2 separate regions of the Homo sapiens genome follow, and region 2 is linked to region 1. A link is a loop called in an ENCODE intact Hi-C map of the cell type or tissue named here. Cell type or tissue: IMR-90. All regions are shown on one strand. Links, peaks and the distances in the headings refer to the core of each region. The heading gives the core; the rest is flanking DNA. Region 1 has its middle 4.3 kb from the start of APOBEC3B-AS1. Region 2 overlaps LOC105373032 (a long non-coding RNA gene).

Evidence for each region. A loop is a pair of places that touch in the nucleus more often than their neighbours do. Peaks named below come from ENCODE experiments on the same cell type or tissue, not always from the same donor. Only the 100,000 strongest peaks of a DNase experiment are listed, where the experiment ranks them.
Region 2: a loop joins it to region 1, with 11 times the contacts of the local background. A loop is called at or near these places in 19 of 110 quality-filtered maps.

What each region holds. Positions count from the first base shown.
Region 1 is chr22:38,998,380-39,006,711 of GRCh38, forward strand. No RefSeq gene overlaps it. Among named protein-coding and RNA genes, the nearest start is that of APOBEC3B-AS1, 4.3 kb to the left of the region's middle. RefSeq lists an enhancer at 1-346. In IMR-90, for the core only: a CTCF peak has its summit at 4,901 (motif pointing left); a DNase peak (open chromatin) is centred at 4,932; H3K27ac peaks cover 300 bases; H3K27me3 peaks cover 824 bases.
Region 2 is chr22:38,923,637-38,931,968 of GRCh38, forward strand. It overlaps LOC105373032 (a long non-coding RNA gene), which reads left to right. Exons shown (of 3, transcript XR_938256.2): 3 at 481-2,823. Among named protein-coding and RNA genes, the nearest start is that of APOBEC3A, 30 kb to the right of the region's middle. In IMR-90, for the core only: CTCF peaks have their summits at 449 and 3,865; DNase peaks (open chromatin) are centred at 375 and 945; H3K4me3 peaks cover 458 bases; H3K27ac peaks cover 465 bases.

The sequences.
Region 1 (8,332 bases), core at 149-8,148:
GGACTGAGGCAAAATTAAAATTGCTAATGAAGTTTCGGGCACCATTGTCATTGATAACATCTTATCAGGAGACAGGGTTTTAAGAGCAACCCGTCTGACCAAAATTTAGTAGGCGGGAATTTCCTCTTCCTAATAAGCCTGGGAGCGCTATGGGAGACTGGAGTCTATCTCACCTCTGTAATCTCGACCATAAGAGACAGGTACGCCCTGGGGGGGCCAGTTCAGAGACCTACCCCTAGGTGCGCATTCTCTTTCTCAGGGATGTTCCTTGCTGAGAAAAAGAATTCAGCGATATTTCTCCCATTTGCTTTTGAAAGAAGAGAAATATGGCTCTGTTCTGCCCGGCTCACCGGTGGTCAGAGTTTAAGGTTATCTCTCTTATTCCCTGAACAATTGCTGTTATCCTGTTCTTTTTTCAGGGTGCCCACATTTCATATTGCTCAAACACACATGCTGTACAATTTGTGCAGTTAATGCAATTATTACAGGGTCCTGAGGCGAAATACATCCTCCTCGGCTGACAGGATTAAGAGATTAAAGTAAAGACAGGCATAGGAAATCACAAGGGTATTGATTGGGGAAGTGATAAGTGTCCATGAAATCTTTACAATTTATGTTTAGAGATTGCAGTAAAGACAGGCATAAGAAATTACAAAAGTATTAATTTGGGGAACTAATAAATGTCCATAAAATCTTCACAATCCACGTTCTTCTGTCATGGCTTCAGCTGGTCCCTCCATTTGGGGTCCCTGACTTCCCACAACACCTCCCTCCCTTCCTTGACCCTTCCTTCCCTCCTTCCCTCCCTCCCTCCCTTCCTTTCTTCCTCCCTTCTTCCCTCCCTCCCTGCCTCCTTCCCTCCCTCCCTCCCTCCCTCCCTCCCTCCCTCTCAGGAGAGAGCAGCACACTGGAATGGCTGAGCTTGAGGACCCCCCATCTGGCTTGCACAGTCACCCAAACCACCACCCCTCCCCTTCCCTCCTCTTCTGCCTTGAGGAATCTGACTGTCTGGAAACTTGTTTCTCCTTCTCCATGAACATTCTAAAGCCACTGGCCATGCACTGGTGCTACCAGGTCACCTGGAGCATCTCCTGGAGCCCTTGTCCTTAATGTGCCCAGACAGTGAACAGCTTCCTGGCTGAGCATGTCAACGTCAACGAGAAGGCTTGAAGCCTGACCCCTCCACTGCCAACAGCCAGAAATTGCAGGAAATGAGGACCCTGCACCGGGCTGGTCAGCTGTCATGTGGGATGTCAGGGGGAGGCTTTGGGCTGAAGGGTGGTTGGGAGCCGGTGGGGAGAGTCCTTGGCTAGGACTGTAGGTGACACCAAGGACAAGACTCAGGACGTGGAAGACTCAGGACGTCCACATGGAAAGGATGCCAGGGCCAAGGCCGAGAGGTGCTGGGGAGGGCTCCCCACCTGCCCCACACACCATGGCCTCAGCCCCTGTGACGGAAGCTGACTATCTCCCCCTCACCGCAGTGTTTAGCCCTGCTGGGAAGACTGTTCAGACCACCAGGGAAAGCCCTATGAGACCTGGTCCTGCCTGGAGACGGATGGACGCCACCAGCCTGTCCTGGGTCACAGCTGTCCCCAGGGCTCTTCTCTCCCTCTGTACCTTGGCGGGCCCCATCCTCTCTCCATTTCCTCCATGATAGCCACTTTCCAGATTTCTAATGCAATACGTTAGTTTAGCTTTTTCTGCACTTGCTCTAAACACCAGCACATAGTACACAATCTTCTGTGTGTGGCTCTTGTCACTCAACCCTATGTTTGCAAGGTTCACCCATTCTGTTTATCACGGTTGCAGGTCAATTCCTATTGCTGTCCACTATCCCACCCGTGAATACCCGGCACTCACTTTGCCAGTTCTGTTGTTGATGGGCATTTGGCTTTGGGTGTGATGACTGTGGCAGAGTGGAGGAAGACACGAGGGGAGCGAGGGGGCCGGGGGCCGCTGGGACCCGGCTTCACCAGGACCATGTTCTCTCTGCAGAACATTGTTCATTTATCTACTCAGTCTCTTTGATCTTTTCCAATCTGGTATGAGAATGGGCTACTGTATAGTATTTCAATGGTTACTAGGGGGAGATTAAACTGATGTCTTTGTTGTTTTAAACTGTTTTGTTTGTTTGTTTGTTAGTGGTGGTTTTCTTTTTCTTTTTTTTTTTCTTTTCTTTCTTTTTCTTTTTTTTTTTTGAGATGGAGCCTTGCTCTGTCACCCAGGGTCGAGTGCAGTGGCGTGATCTCGGCTCACTGTAAGCTCCACCTCCCAGGTTCAAGCAATTCCCCTGCCTCAGCCTCCCGAGTAGCTGGGACTACAGGCAACCACCACTACGCCTGGCTAATTTTTGTATTTTTAGTAGAGGTGGGGTTTCACCATGTTGGCCAGGCTGCTGTCGAACTCCCAACCTCATGATCTGCCTGCCTTGGCCTCCCCAAGTGTTGGGATTACAGGCATGAGCCACCACGCCTGGTCTGTTTTAAACTGTTTTTTTTTTTTTTTTTTTTTTTTTTCCCAAGACAAAGTCTTGCTGTGTCGCCCAGGCTGGAGTGTAGTGGCACGATCTCGGCTTACTGCAAGCTCCGCCTCCTTGGTTCACACCATTCTCCTGCCTCAGCCTCCCAAGTAGCTGAGACTACAGGCGCCCGCCACCACACCTGGCTAATTTTTTGTATTTTTAGTAGAGACGGGGTTTCACTGTGTTAGCCAGGATGATCTCGATCTCCTGATCTCGTGATCCACCCGCCTCGGCCTCCCAAAGTGCTGGGATTACAGGCATGAGCCACCGCGCCCGGCCACAAAGTGTTTTTAAGGAAATTTCTATCCACTCTTACTCCCTTTCATCCCGTAACACGTAGCTCTACTAGCCTGCTATTGGGCTTTCCTGCTAATGAACAAAGTTCCATAGCCTCATTCTAAAAATTGTGCACATCTTTGTATATACGAAATACTATAAGATAAAGATGAAGATGTCCCCTCTCCCCTGCAGCAACTGAGGGGGGAGATCTTGCTTTTATAGAACGAGTTCAATGAATCTGAACGTAAGAGTAAAGTCTGGCCGGGCATGGTGGCTCATGCCTGTAACCCCAGCACTTTGGGAGGCCGAGGTGGGCAGATCACCTGAGGTCAGGAGTTAGCAGAGAGCAGAGAGCAGCCTGGCCAACGTGGTGAAACCCCGTCTCTACTAAAAATACAAAAATTAGCCAGACGCGGTGGCGTGCGCCTGTAATCCCAGCTACTCGGGTGGCTGAGGCATGAGAATTGCTTGATCCTGGGGGGCGGAGGTTGCAGTGAGCCGAGATCGTGCCACTGCACTCCAGCCTGGGCAACAGGGCGAGGCTCCGTCTCAAAAAAAAAAAAAGAAAAGAGTCAAGTCTGATATTGACAGAGCATCAGTCCTGATTTTATGTGCTATTGGATACTGGTAGGAACGCTTGTCACTGTTACCAAGCAGCACAAGGGGAGCAGTGTGAGTGGCAACTCTGCAGCCGGCTGCCTGGGTTTCATCCTGCTTCTGCCACTTACTGGATTGTGGCATTTAGCAAGTTACTTAGCACCTCTGTGCTTCAGTCTGTCATATGAAATGGAGATGATAATACAACTTCTTCATTGTGGGTTGTGAGGCTTAAACGAGTTTGTTCATATTCATATTATAGCTACATATATTATAAAGAGCACCTGGCCCATAGTGAGCCATTTAGAATATTGGTTTGTTATCTATCACCAGAAATCTGTCCCTGAAAACAGAGTGTTAAAAATCATCTTGATGGTCGGGCACAGTGGCTGATGCCTGTAATCCCGCACTTTGGGAGGGCGAGGCGGGTGGATCACCTAAGGTCAGGAGTTTGAGACCAGCCAGACCAATATAGTGGAACCCTGTCTCTACTAAAAATATGGAAATTAGCCAGGCGTGGTGGGGTGTGCCTGTAGTCCCAGCTACTTGGGAGGCTGAGGCAGGAGAGTTGCTTGAACCCGGGAGGTGGAGGTTGCAGTGAGCTGAGATTGCGCCACTGCACTCCAGCCTGGGCGACAGTGAGATTCCATCTCAAAAAAAAAAAAAAAATCATCTTGCAGGCAAGGTGCAGTGGCTCACATATGTAATCCCAGCACTTTGGGAGGCTGAGGTAGGTGGATCGCTTAAGCCTAAGAGTTGAAGACCAGCCTGGGCAACATAGTAAAACCCTGTCTCTACAAAAAATACAAAAATTATCTGGATGTGGAGGCGTGCACCTGCAGTCCCAACTACTTGGGAGGCTGAGACAAGAGGATCACCTGAACCTGGGGAGGTCAAGATTGCAGTGAGCTGTGATTGAGCCACTGCACTCCAGCCTGTGTGACAGGGCAAGACTGTATCTCAAAAAAAAAAAAAAAAAAGAAAAAGAAAAAAAATCATCTTGCAAAAGTTGTATAAGACCCATACACAGAAAACTACAAAACTCTACTAAGAACTAAGAGAAAGTTTTTAAAAACACCTAAATCAATGGTGAGATATACCATGTTTTGGGATTGAAAGACTTAATATTAAGAGGTTAAATCGGCCAGGTGCGGTTGTGCATGCCTGTAATCTCAGCACTTTGGGAGGCTGAGGTGGACAGATCACTTGAGATCAAGAGTTTGAGACCAACCTGGCCAACATGGTGAAACCCGGTCTCTACTAAAAATACAAAAAATTAGCCAGGCGTGGTAGCGTGCACCTGTAATCCTAGCTACTCAGGAGGCTGAAGCAGTAGAATTGCTTAAACCTGAGGTTGCAGTGAGCAGAGATCCAGCCACTGCACTTCAGCCTGGGTGACAGAGCAAGACTCCATCTCAAAAAAAAAAAAAAAAGTTTACAGATTTGATGCAATCCTAATCAAATTCTCAGGGTTTGGGGTCAGCTCTTCTGCCCCCTTGCGGAAGCTCTGTAATGTGTGCACTAAGTCAGGATGCCCTCCCTTCCCAGCGGTCAGATTTCAGGGCTAGCCACAGAGACCGCCCTGGCAAGTCTGCTGGGAGGAAGTGAGGCAGCAGCCCTTTTCTGGCATGCTCACATCTCCTTGGCGTGAAGCAGCACCTGGGCCTGCAGCTGCCAGGAGCAGTCCTAGATGGTCCCTGAGTGTCTCTGATCCTGAGCCAAGTGTGTGTCTTTAGCTCCTTGAGGAAGGTCCCCAGTAGGACACAATTAAAGTCAGAGGCAAGAACGATGACATGGGTTCTGTCTCTCCTCGTACGCTCCACAGCTCAGACCTGTGGGTTCCAGCTGGCTCTTGCTCTCCCACACCTAGCATCCCTCATCCCTTTCTGATGGCCCCTTGAACCACCCCGCCGCAGACTTCAAGCTCCAACATCACAGGCAGTGAAGACAACATTTTATGGGGGTTGCTTAACCAGCCCCTGCAACTGGATAAGGTCAGATTCAGATTTTTTAAAATTCGTAAACAAAATATATACATCTTAGTGGTTCTGTTTATTGGCTGAACCCCAACTAATACACCCCTAAAAAGCATTACCGTGGCAGGGTACAGTGGCTCATGCCTGTAATTCAAGCATTTTAAGAGGCAAAGTTGGGGCCGGGTGCAGTGGCTCACGCCTGTAATCCCAGCACTTTGGGAGGCTGAGGCAGGCGGATCACAAGGTCAGGAGATCGAGACCATCCTGGCTAACACAGTGAAACCCCATCTCTACTAAAAAAAAAAAAAAAGAATACAAATTTGGCCGGGCGTGGCGGTGGGCGCCTGTAGTCCCAGCTACTTGGGAGGCTGAGGCAGGAGAATGGCGTGAACCCGGGAAGGGGAGCTTGCAGTGAGCTGAGATTGTGCCACTGCACTCCAGCCTGGGCAACAGAGCGAGACTCCATCTCAAAAAAAAAAAAAAAGAGGCAAAGCTGGGAGGATTACTTGAGCTGGGGAGTTTGAGGTTGCAGTGAGCCATCACTGCACTCCAGCCTGGGCAACAGAATAAGATCCTGTCTCTAAAAAATTAAAAAATTAAATTTAATTAATTAAAAATTTAAAAATTAAAAAAATGTTTAAAAAGCATTATTCTCTGCTGGGTTCGGTGGCTCACACCTGTAATCCCAGCACTCTGGGAGGCCAAGATGGGCATATCACTTGAGGTCAGGAGTTGGAGACCAGCCTGGCCAACATGGTGAATCTCCGTCTCTACTAAAAATACAAAGATTAGCCGGGCGTGGTGGCAGCTGCCTCTAATCCCAGCTACTCGGGAGGCTGAGACAGGAGAATCGCTTGAGCCCAGGAGTGGGAGGTTGCAGTGAGCCGAGATCGTGCCATTGCACTCCAGCCTGGGTGACAACAATGAAACTCTGTCTCAAAAAAAAAAAAAAAGAAAAAAGCATTATTCTCCTACATCTCTCCAAAATTACTTAAAATATTTTAAGGGACAAATGGATATCGATTTCCAATGAGTTCAGGGTAGGCTGTGCTGCTAGACACGGTGGTGTCCGTATTTGAGCTCGATTCCCGTTCTTGCTAGGGTAGCACGTTATCGCTCCTAAATCATTCACGCGTTAAAGACAAAATCATAGTGTGAATTAGGCACACTTAGAACTCAATGATCTTTTTTTCTTTTTTTTGAGGCGGAGTCTCGCTCTGTTGCCCAGGCTGAAGTGCAGTGGCACGATCTCGGCTCACTGCAACCTCCGCCTCCTGGATTCAAGCAATTCTCCTGCCTCAGCCTCCAGAGTAGTGCTCTAGCAAATTAACTGAACCCAAAGAATGGGTCATGGGAACCTCAACTTGAAGCCTGTTGGTCAGACACTCCAGATGTCTGAGCTTTCTACTGGTGTCTAAAGCAGGGGCAGTTTTGGGGACTGGGCCCTCAACCTGTGAGATCTGACACCATCTCAAGGCAATGTTGGATGTGACTGAGAGGACACCTGGCTGGTGCCTGCTGAAGAATGGATTGCTTGTTTGTTGGTGGGAAGAAATCCCCCACATTTGGTCACAGAAGTCTTCTGTGTTGACTGTTGTTGTGTTGGTGCGAGAGCAGAGGAAAAACACGGCTTGAGTTTGTGTGTTTTTCTACACACTCAGTTTCCCAAGCCCTCTTAATTCCCAGCCGTTGCTTGTTGCCTGTTGCTGGGGTCTCCCGGCCAAAGCTGAATGCCTCTTCACAAGACCTTGTCGTGAGTCTTTCTGTGGTGTATCTGTCTGACCCTCACCCATCTGAAGCTTTCTGTAGGATGTTAGGTACATAATCTCTCTTTGACCATGGTTTTAACTCCCGGCCACCAATTCCAGGGCAGATGGAAAAGTCGTGCTTGGCCTTCTAGCACACTTACATAAATATTCCATAAAAGTAAGAATCACCAAAACTGACACAAAATGGAGAAAAATCACTCAGTTAGGTCGATCATCAATGAGGACACTGAAAAGGTAACCAATCCTCACCTAACCTCAGGCCTTGATGGTTTTACTGGCAATTTCTACCAAATTGTCAATGAACAGATCATTCCACATTACAGAGACTATTCCAGAGAAAAGAAAATGATGGGAAGCTTCCCAAATCATGACCGAGGTTTATCACAACCCTGATGCTACAACTGGGCAAAAATAGAAAACAATTTTTTAAAAACTATAATTCATGAGTAATTTCAGTCAATGAGACACAGCAGCCCAGGAACTGAAGAGTCCCTGACTAAAAAGGCATTAAATCTGGCCGGGTGCGGTGGCTCATGCCTGTAATCCCAGCACTTTGGGAGGCTGAGGCAGGCATATCACCTGAGGTCAGGAGTTCAAGACCAGCCTGGCCAACATGGTGAAACACTCCTCTCTACTAAAGATACAAAAATTGGCCGAGCGCGGTGTCTCATGCCTGTAATCCCAGCACTTTGGGAGGCCGAGGTCGGCAGATCACCTGAAGTCAGGAGTTCGAGACCAGCCTGGCCAACATGGTGAAACCTCATGTCAACTAAAGATACAAAAAATTAGCTGGGTGTGGTGGCATGTGCCTGTAATCCCAGCTACTAGGGAGGCTGGGGCAGGAGAATCTGTTAAACCTGGGAGGTGGAGGTTGCAGTGAGCCGAGATCACACCATTGCACTCCAGCCTGGGTGACAGGGCGAGACTCCATCTCAAAAAACAAAAACAAAAACAAAAAACAAAAATTAGCCAGGTGTGTTGGCACGCACCTGTAATCCCAGCTACTCAGGAGGTTGAGGCAGGAGAATCACTTGAACCCAGGAGGCAGAGGTTGCAGTGAGCTGAGATCGTGCCACTGAACTGCAGCCTGGGTGATGGAGCGAGACTCAGTCTCAAGAAAAAAAAAAAAAACAGAAAGGTATTTAATCTGCAGGCCCCAGAGCTGATGGCTTCCCGGAGCTGGGCAG
Region 2 (8,332 bases), core at 284-8,283, 75 kb before region 1:
CTCATATCCATGAGATCTTCATTTCTTTCTTCCTCTCTCTCCCTCCCTTCCTCCTTCCTCTCCTCCCTCCTCCTTTCTTCCCTCCCTCCCTTCTCTCCTTCCCTTCCTCTCCTCCCTCCTCCTTTCTTCCCTCCCTCCCTTCTCTCCTTCCCTTCCTCTGCTCCCTCCTCCTTTCTTCCCTCCCTCCTTTCTCTCCTTCCCTTCCTCTGCTCCCTCCTCCTTTCTTCCCTCACTCCCTTCTCTCCTTTTTGCTGCTGCTTTGCTGTTTGCTGCCATCAGGGCAGGGGTGGAGCAGTAAGTGGGTTCCACCCCCAGCCACACCGTGATTGGCTCAGGAGTGGACACGTGCCCTGAGCCAGTCTAATCCATGCTAACCTCAGGACCTTCCTGGGAATTGTGGGAGACAGAGACTCTCTGTTGGTCCAGATAGGTGGGGCGTACTGTGGGCTTGGCGCTGCTGTAACAATTTTTCTACCACAGGAGACGCTGGTCTGAAAAGAAGGCAACGCAAGGAAGAGAACAGAGCCAAGGCACCTGCAGCGAGCCAGAGCCAGAGCCCTGACATCACAAATGCTTTAATTGGTTCCATTTATTGTTTAATCCACTTGAAATTGAATTTCTGTCATCCCCGACTGGAAGTGTACTGACCTGCATACTACCTGTGTTTCCTCACAGCAGGCTGAAAAGCTGTGCCAATATTGAGCTCATCCAGAATTAGACGAAGTTTGTATTCTTTTTATTACTTCCTTTAACCCTGAATCAGGGTCCAGAAGCATTTTGTTGACCATTAACTCTTCTCTGTGAATAAAGCAGCATGAGGAACAACCTCTTTTATTCACAGAGCAAAGCTCTTCGCTGCTCAGCCACAGCGGCTTCAACTCTGGCACGGGTCCTGAAGTGCCATTTCTAGCACATGACTCACAAAGTAAATAATCTGTAAATGAAAAGCCTCTTATCATACTTTGGCACGAAAAACAAAGCGACAAGCCAGGCAGCATTTTTCCCTCATATTTGAACCCCACATGCACCAAGGGCTGTTTTATGCCTTGCACATGAGGAGTTTGGTTTGCTCAAAAGCAAAGTATTGGCTAACATGTGTGTGCACTAGTAATTGCATTTCTGCTTTGTGTGCTCTGTTATCTGATAGAGGAGCTTTGTCAATATCCTTTGGATCTCTCTCCAAGCACAGTCTTCATTATGATCTGTGAGCTGATTTACGGTCTTCTTGGCAATTTTACGACTGATATCTAGGTGCATTTGCTAAGAGGACAGCAATTTAGAATGATGTTTCTGTAGCTTTAGTCTCCTCCGCACCTTTAATAAGAAGAATAATCAATTTTACATTAGAAAGTTATTTTGTGCTTATTCTGGAAAAATGGAATTGGTTGCTTTTTCTAAAGATAATGAGAAACACTTTTTATGGCTCCAGACTACTATATATCAGCATTTTCATTTTAACAGTAATATATCGAGGACTAGGGGCAAATGGATTGCTTGTCCAATAAATGAAATGTTCAAGTATTCCTCACTGAACTTAGACTCACAATTTTCATTTATGGTTGCATGTGTAAAATCACCACTCAAGAACTTGTTTGTCCTTGAATATATAGTTTTGTATTTCCATAGTTATATTGCAGAACCATTTACTCATTATGTTTACAGTGCCCTTCTGAGGATTTATGCTGCCATTTTCATCATTACTTTGCATTTTATAGAACCTCTTTTTAGTCATTGATCCATTTTGGTGAATTGGAGATACAGTGTGACATATCTACTACAATAACCATGAAAATTAAAAAATAACAGACATAAACTATAACTTGCAAGCGAGAAGCCCTATGTGAATATGATTTATTAATACTTTGTTTTAAGTCTCTTTCCCCTGGTTCTCACCTATTGAAGCTTTTTGCTTTTCTGTCAGCCAAGAGGTGCCAGGTAGGTAAGGAGCATACTGGGTAACTGTGTACTCCGTGCCCAGGCCTACTCATGCCTCTGTGGGCTGGGCACTGATGCAAACTTCTGCCAGGCATGGCCCTCTTAAGTGGACAGGGGATAGAAAAATAACCTAGAAATGATGACAAATGTGGCTTCTTTCCAATGATCACATCTCTTCCCTTTTCCTTGGCTTACTTATTGGTTCAGACCTTCACAAAGAAGTTGACCAAGTGCAGTGACAGGATGATGTGCTGGTCATCATCCTGTCGCTACACTGAAACATCCCTTTCTCCCTTTTTGGGCCCATGGTGGAGTCAGGCTTTCCCGCATCATTGAGGTTAGGTGTGAACACGTGATTTGCTTTGGCCAATGAAATGGGAGTGAAAGTGACACATCCCTGCCAGGTACAAGCTTTAACGGCCAGGGAACAACGTGCGTCATCACTGCCTTGACCCTGTGGTCAATGTTCCAGACAGGGGTCTGTGTCAGCCTGTGTCCCTTAGTGAGGACTGGGTATAGACTGCCCCTCTCCACTTCATGGATATTTAACTTAAGCAAGAAAAAGGCTTCATGAACTTAGGCCACTGAGATCATGGAGGTTTGTTCCTGTAGCATAACCCAGCCTCTTCTGTCCAAAACAAGTGGGTACACAAATCCAAAAAGGACAGAAATCCCTTTGCCCAGTTCCCTTCCTGAGAGCTGACACTGACTGGCACCCAGCCTCAGCCCCAAGCCCAGGGCCCTCGTTTATAGACACTCATCTGTGTCCAAGTTTTGTTCTTCTAGTTGCCATTCTTCCATTTTCTCTTTGCCAGTAACACACAAAAAATGAGAGATTTTCTCAGTATTGGTATGGATTTTCAATTAACAACAACAAAAACAACAAAATACTCCCAATATAATAATTCTTTTTTTTTTTTTTTGAAACAGGTTTTCGCTCTGGTCACCCAGGCTGGAGTGCAGTGGTGTGAACTCAGCTCACTGCAACCTCTGCCTCCCAGATTCAAGTGATTCTCCTGCCTCAGCCTCCCAAGTAGCTGGGATTACAGATGTGTACCACCACACCTGGCTAATTTTTGTATTTTTAGTAGAGACGGCGTTTCGCCATGTTGGCCAGGCTGGTCTCGAACTCCTGACCTCAGGCGATCTACCTGCCTCGGCCTTCCAAAGCGCTGGGATTACAGGTGTGAGCCACTGCGCCCAGCCTCCCAATAGGAGTGTTTAAAAACACTCATTTTTAAAAACGAGGCCGGGCGTGGTGGCTCACACCTGTAATCCCAGCACTTTGGGAGGCTGAGACGGGCGGATCACCCGAGGTCAGGAGTTCAAGATCAGTCTGGCCAACATGGCGAAACTCTGTCTCTACTAAAAATACAAAAATGAGCCGGGCGTGGTGGCAGGTGCCTGTAATCCCAGCTACTCAGGAGGCTGAGTCAGGAGAATCGCTTGAACCCAGGAGGCAGACGTTGCAGTGAGCCGTGATCACACCACTGCACTCCACTGTGGGCGACAGAGTGAGACTCTGTCTCAAAAATAAATAAATAAATAGAAACTAGAGTGTTGGGTCTAAGGGCGACAGTGGTAATTAAAACACAAAGATCAACGCACTGTTCAAAGATTCCCAGTGCGCGGCGCTGCTAGAGTCGCTGAGTCCTCACAACCCCGGCTCGTGGCGCGAGCCTGGTGCCACCCGGGCGGTGGTGGGAGTGTCGCGGCCCGGGGTGGGTGGGATTCAGGCTGCCGGGGGCGGGGGGGGGGGTTGCCGCAGAGGGGGCTGGGGAGGGCGGCACCCCCCCATTGCCCGTCCTGGGCCCTGCGTCCCCTGGCGGGCTGCGGCCAGAGCAGATGGCAGCACCGGCGCTGGAGGTGGCAGATCCCCGGGGAATGAGCAGCGGGATAGATCACTGGCTGCAGGGCAGGGGGCGCTGTGAGTCGCCCTGGCCGAGCTGTCGGAGAGGAGATTACTTAGCAGCTGGTAGTGAAAGGAGACGCCTGGGCAGATTGGAGCAGAACGGAGACTCAAAGCCGGGACTGGGGTGCCTGTTCTCACAGTCACTGACCCCCACCTGTTCGAAGACTGGCAAGATTCTGTGAATATGGGGGAGGAAGAGCCAATGATTCCCAGCAGAAGACGCAAGATTCTCCAGTGTCATAAACTGGATAGTATATGCAGAGTATGTGGAAAATGCTAGCTGGGTTGTTCCCCAAGCAATGCAAACACCATCGTCCCTTCCCTCCAAACCATGCCTTGTTTGTACCAAGGACTGCACAGAACTTGGAGTGTCACCGAGTGACAGAAAAAGGACCCAACACGGCGCAACCGCTCAGCCCGAGAGGCGGGTGTATTGTCGTCAACCAACATCTGAATGACGCTTGCAAACTGAATTTGCCGTGCAGGGTTTCCAACAGCAGGCATGTTTTCCAGATGCTTTGAAATCCTCTTTTAAAAAAGTGAATAAGAGGCCAGGCGCAGTGGCTCACACCTGTAATCCCAGCACTTTGGGAGGCCGAGGCGGGCAGATCACGAGGTCAGGAGTTCGAGACCTGTTTGACCAACATGGTGAAACCCTGTCTCTACTAAAAACACAAAAATTAGCCAGGTGTAGTGGCCCGCGCCTGTAATTCCAGCTACTCAAGGGGCTGAGGTAGAAGAATTGCTTGAACCTGGGAGGCAGAGGTTGCAGTGAGCCGAGATCATACCACTGCACTCCAGCCTGTGTGACAGAGTGAGATTCTGTCTCAAAATAAAATAAAATAAAAAAGTATACAAGGCTGGCTGAAGTGGCTCATGCCTGTAATCCCAGCCCATTGGGAGGCCGAGATGGGTGGATCACCTGAGGTCAGGAGTTCGAGACCAGCCTGGCCAACATGAGGAAACCCTGTCGCTACTGAAAATACAAACGATTAGCCAGGTGTGGTCGTGGCACCTGTAATTCCAGCTACTTGGGAGGCTGAGGCAGGAGAATTGCTTGAACCCAGGAGGGAGAGGTTGCAGTGAGCTGAGATCGTGCCACTGCACTCCAGCCTGGGCAACAAGAGCTAAACTCCATCTCAAAAAAAAAAGTAAAAAAAAGTACAATATTTTAATAAGCCAAAAGCCACCTTTTTTTTTTTTTTTTTTTTTTTTTTTTGAGACAGAGTCTTGCTCTGTCGCTGAGTCTGGAGAGCAATGGCATGATCTCGGCTCACTGCAACCTCCGTCTCCCGGGTACAAGCAGTTCTCCTGCCTCAGCCTCCCAAGTAGCTTGGATTACAGGCACCTGCCATCATGCCTGGCTAATTTTTGTATTTTTGTAGAGACGGGGTTTCGGCATGTTGGCCAGGCTGGTCTTGAACTCTTGACCTCAGGTGATCCATCCACCTTGGCCTTCCAAAGTGCTGGGATTACAGGCATGAGCCACCGCACCCAGCCACCACCTTCTTTTTTATACATCTTAACTGTGCCTCTCTTCCTTGTATTTTGTGGGTGTCATTTGTCTTTTCACAGCATTCAAATGTTTCTGTCTATTTGACATCAGTCTGTGGTTTATTTGTAGCCTTAAAAGTCAGATCTGGCCAGGCGTGGTGGCTTATGCCTGTAATCCCAGCACTTTGGGAGGCTCAGGCAGGCAGATCATGAGGTCAGAAGATCGAGACCATCCTAGCCAACATGGTGAAATCCCGTCTCTACTAAAAATACAAAAATTAGCTGGGCATGGTGGCACATGCCTGTAATCCCAACTACTCAGGAGGCTGAGGCAGGAGAATTGCTTGAACCGGGGAGTTGGAGACCTGGCAACAGAGTGAGACTCCGTCTCAAAAAAAAAAAAAAAAAAAAATCAGATCCACTTACTCTGAGATATTTTCCCCCATAACTTGTTTTTTCTTTCACAGTGCTGATGTGTTCAACAACATCTGAATAGTGGGAATTGGTGAAAAAGATCATTCTTGGACCCAAAGAAATTTTACATCCATTCCAAAACTTGTTTTATATAATTATAATTTTAATTTATAAATTTTAGATTTGGGCTAGTTTTGTATTGTCCAATAATTATTTTGACAAACGATTTACTTTGCTTTCTCAGGAATTTGTCAACTCATTTGTCTCATTTTTTTCTTTAAAAGTTTTTTTTTTAATTAAAGACTTTTTTTCAAAAGCAGTTTTAGGTTCACAGAAAAATTTGAAGATGCAGAGATTTCCCATATGTTCCCTGCCCCACACATGCAGAGCAGCAGTTTTTAATTTTAATCAAGTCCAGCTCATCAATTATTCCTTTCGTGGGTCAGGCCTTTGGTTATTGTATTTACAAAGTCATTGTCATAACCAAACTCATTTAGGTTTCTTCCTATGTTATCTTTGAGGAGTTTTATACTTTTGCATTTTACAATTAGATCTATGATCCTTTTTGAGTTAGTTTTTATAAATGGTGTAAGGTCTGTATCTAGAATCACTTTTTCTTTTCCATATGGATGTCCAGTTGTTCCATCACCATTTATTGGGCCAGGTATGGTGGCTTACACCTGTAATCCCAGCACTTTGGGAGGCCGAGGTGGGCAGATCACCCGAGGTCAGGAGTTCAAGACCAGCCTGGCCAACATGGTGAAACCCTGTCTCTACTAAAAATACAAAAATTATCCAGGCGCGGTGGTGGGTGCCTGTAATTCCAGCTACTGGAGAGGTTAAGGCGGGAGAATTGCTTGAACCTGGGAGGTGGAGTTTGCAGTGAGCCGAGATCGTGCCACTGCACTCCAGCCTGGGCGACAGAGTGAGACCCTGTCTCAAAAAAAAAAAAAAAAGAGGATCTTTGTGTCTTAGTCTATTTGTATTGCTATAAAAGAATTCTCGAGGCAGGGTAATTTATAAAGAAAAGAAGTTTATTTGGCTCATGGTTCTGCAGTCTGCAGGCTATACAGTAAGCATGGTGCCAGCATCTGCATCTGGGGAGGGCCTCAGGCTGCTTCCACTCAGGGTAGAAGGCAAAGGGGAGCAGGTATCACATGGCAAGAGGGGAAGGAAGAGAGAGAGAGGAGGAAGGTGTCAAGCTTTTTTAAACAATCAGCTCTCGAGGAATGAATAGAACAAGAACTCATTCACTACCTCAAGAACAGCAGCAGGTTTTTGAGGAGGGATCTACTCCCATGACCCAAACACCTCGCACTAGGCCCCAACTCCAACATCAGGGATCAAACTTCAACACGAGACTTGGCTTTCAACATGAGACTTGGCAGGAGACCAAGCAAACCATAACATTGTATTCCCTTTGCTTTTTTGTCAAAGATCAGTTGACTGTTTATGTGGGTCTATTTCAGGGCTCTCTATTCTGTTCCATTATCTATTTGTCTATTTCACCAATACCACATGGTCTTGATTACTATAGCTTTTAAATACGTTTTAAGTCAGCTAACTTCAGGCCTCCAACTTTGTTCTTCTCCTTCAGTGTTATGTTGCTATTCTGGGTCTTTGGCCTCTCCATATAAAGTTCAGAATGTTTCTTGATATCCACAAAATAACTTGCTGACATTTTGATTTAGATTGCATGGAATCCATAGATGAAATTGGAAAGAATAGACATCTTGGCAATATCAAGCTTTCCTATCCATAAACATGGAATATCTTTTCTTTTCTTTTTTTTTTTTTTGAGACAGTCTCACTCTATTGCCCAGGCTGGAGTGCAATGGTACCATCTCGGCTCACTGCAACCTCCACCTCTTGGGTTCAGGTGATTCTCCTGCCTCAGCCTCCTGAGTAGCTGGGATTACAGGCACACGCCACCACACCTGGTTAATTTTTATATTTTTAGTGGAGACGGGGTTTTACCATGTTGGTCTGGCTGGTCTCAAACTCCTGACCTTGTGATCCACCCACCTCGGCCTCCCAGCGTGTTGGGATTACAGGCATGAGCCACCGTGACCAGCCATATCTTTTCATTTATTTAGTTTTTTATTTCTTTCATCAGTTTTATGGTTTTCATTATATCTATCTTGTACATATTTTGCTATATTTATATCAAAGTATTTCTTTTTTTTGAGTGCTAATGTAAATGGTATTGTGTTCTTAATTTCAAATTCACCTGCTCATTGCTGGTATAAAGGAAAGCTATTGACTTTTGTATATTAACCTTGTATCTGGCAACCTTTATATAATTGCTTATTAGTTCCAGAAGTTTCTTTTTGACAATTCTTTAAGATTTTCTATGTAGACAAATGCTTTGTGGTATGAATGTTTGGATCCTCTCAAAATTTGTATGTTAGGCCAGGTGCGGCGGCTCATGCCTGTAATCCCAGCACTTTGGGAGGCCGAGGCGGGCGGATCACAAGGTCAGGAGATCGAGACCATCCTGGCTAACATGGTGAAACCTCGTTTCTACTAAAAATACAAAAAAAGTAGCCGGGTGTGGTGGCGGGTGCCTGTAGTCCC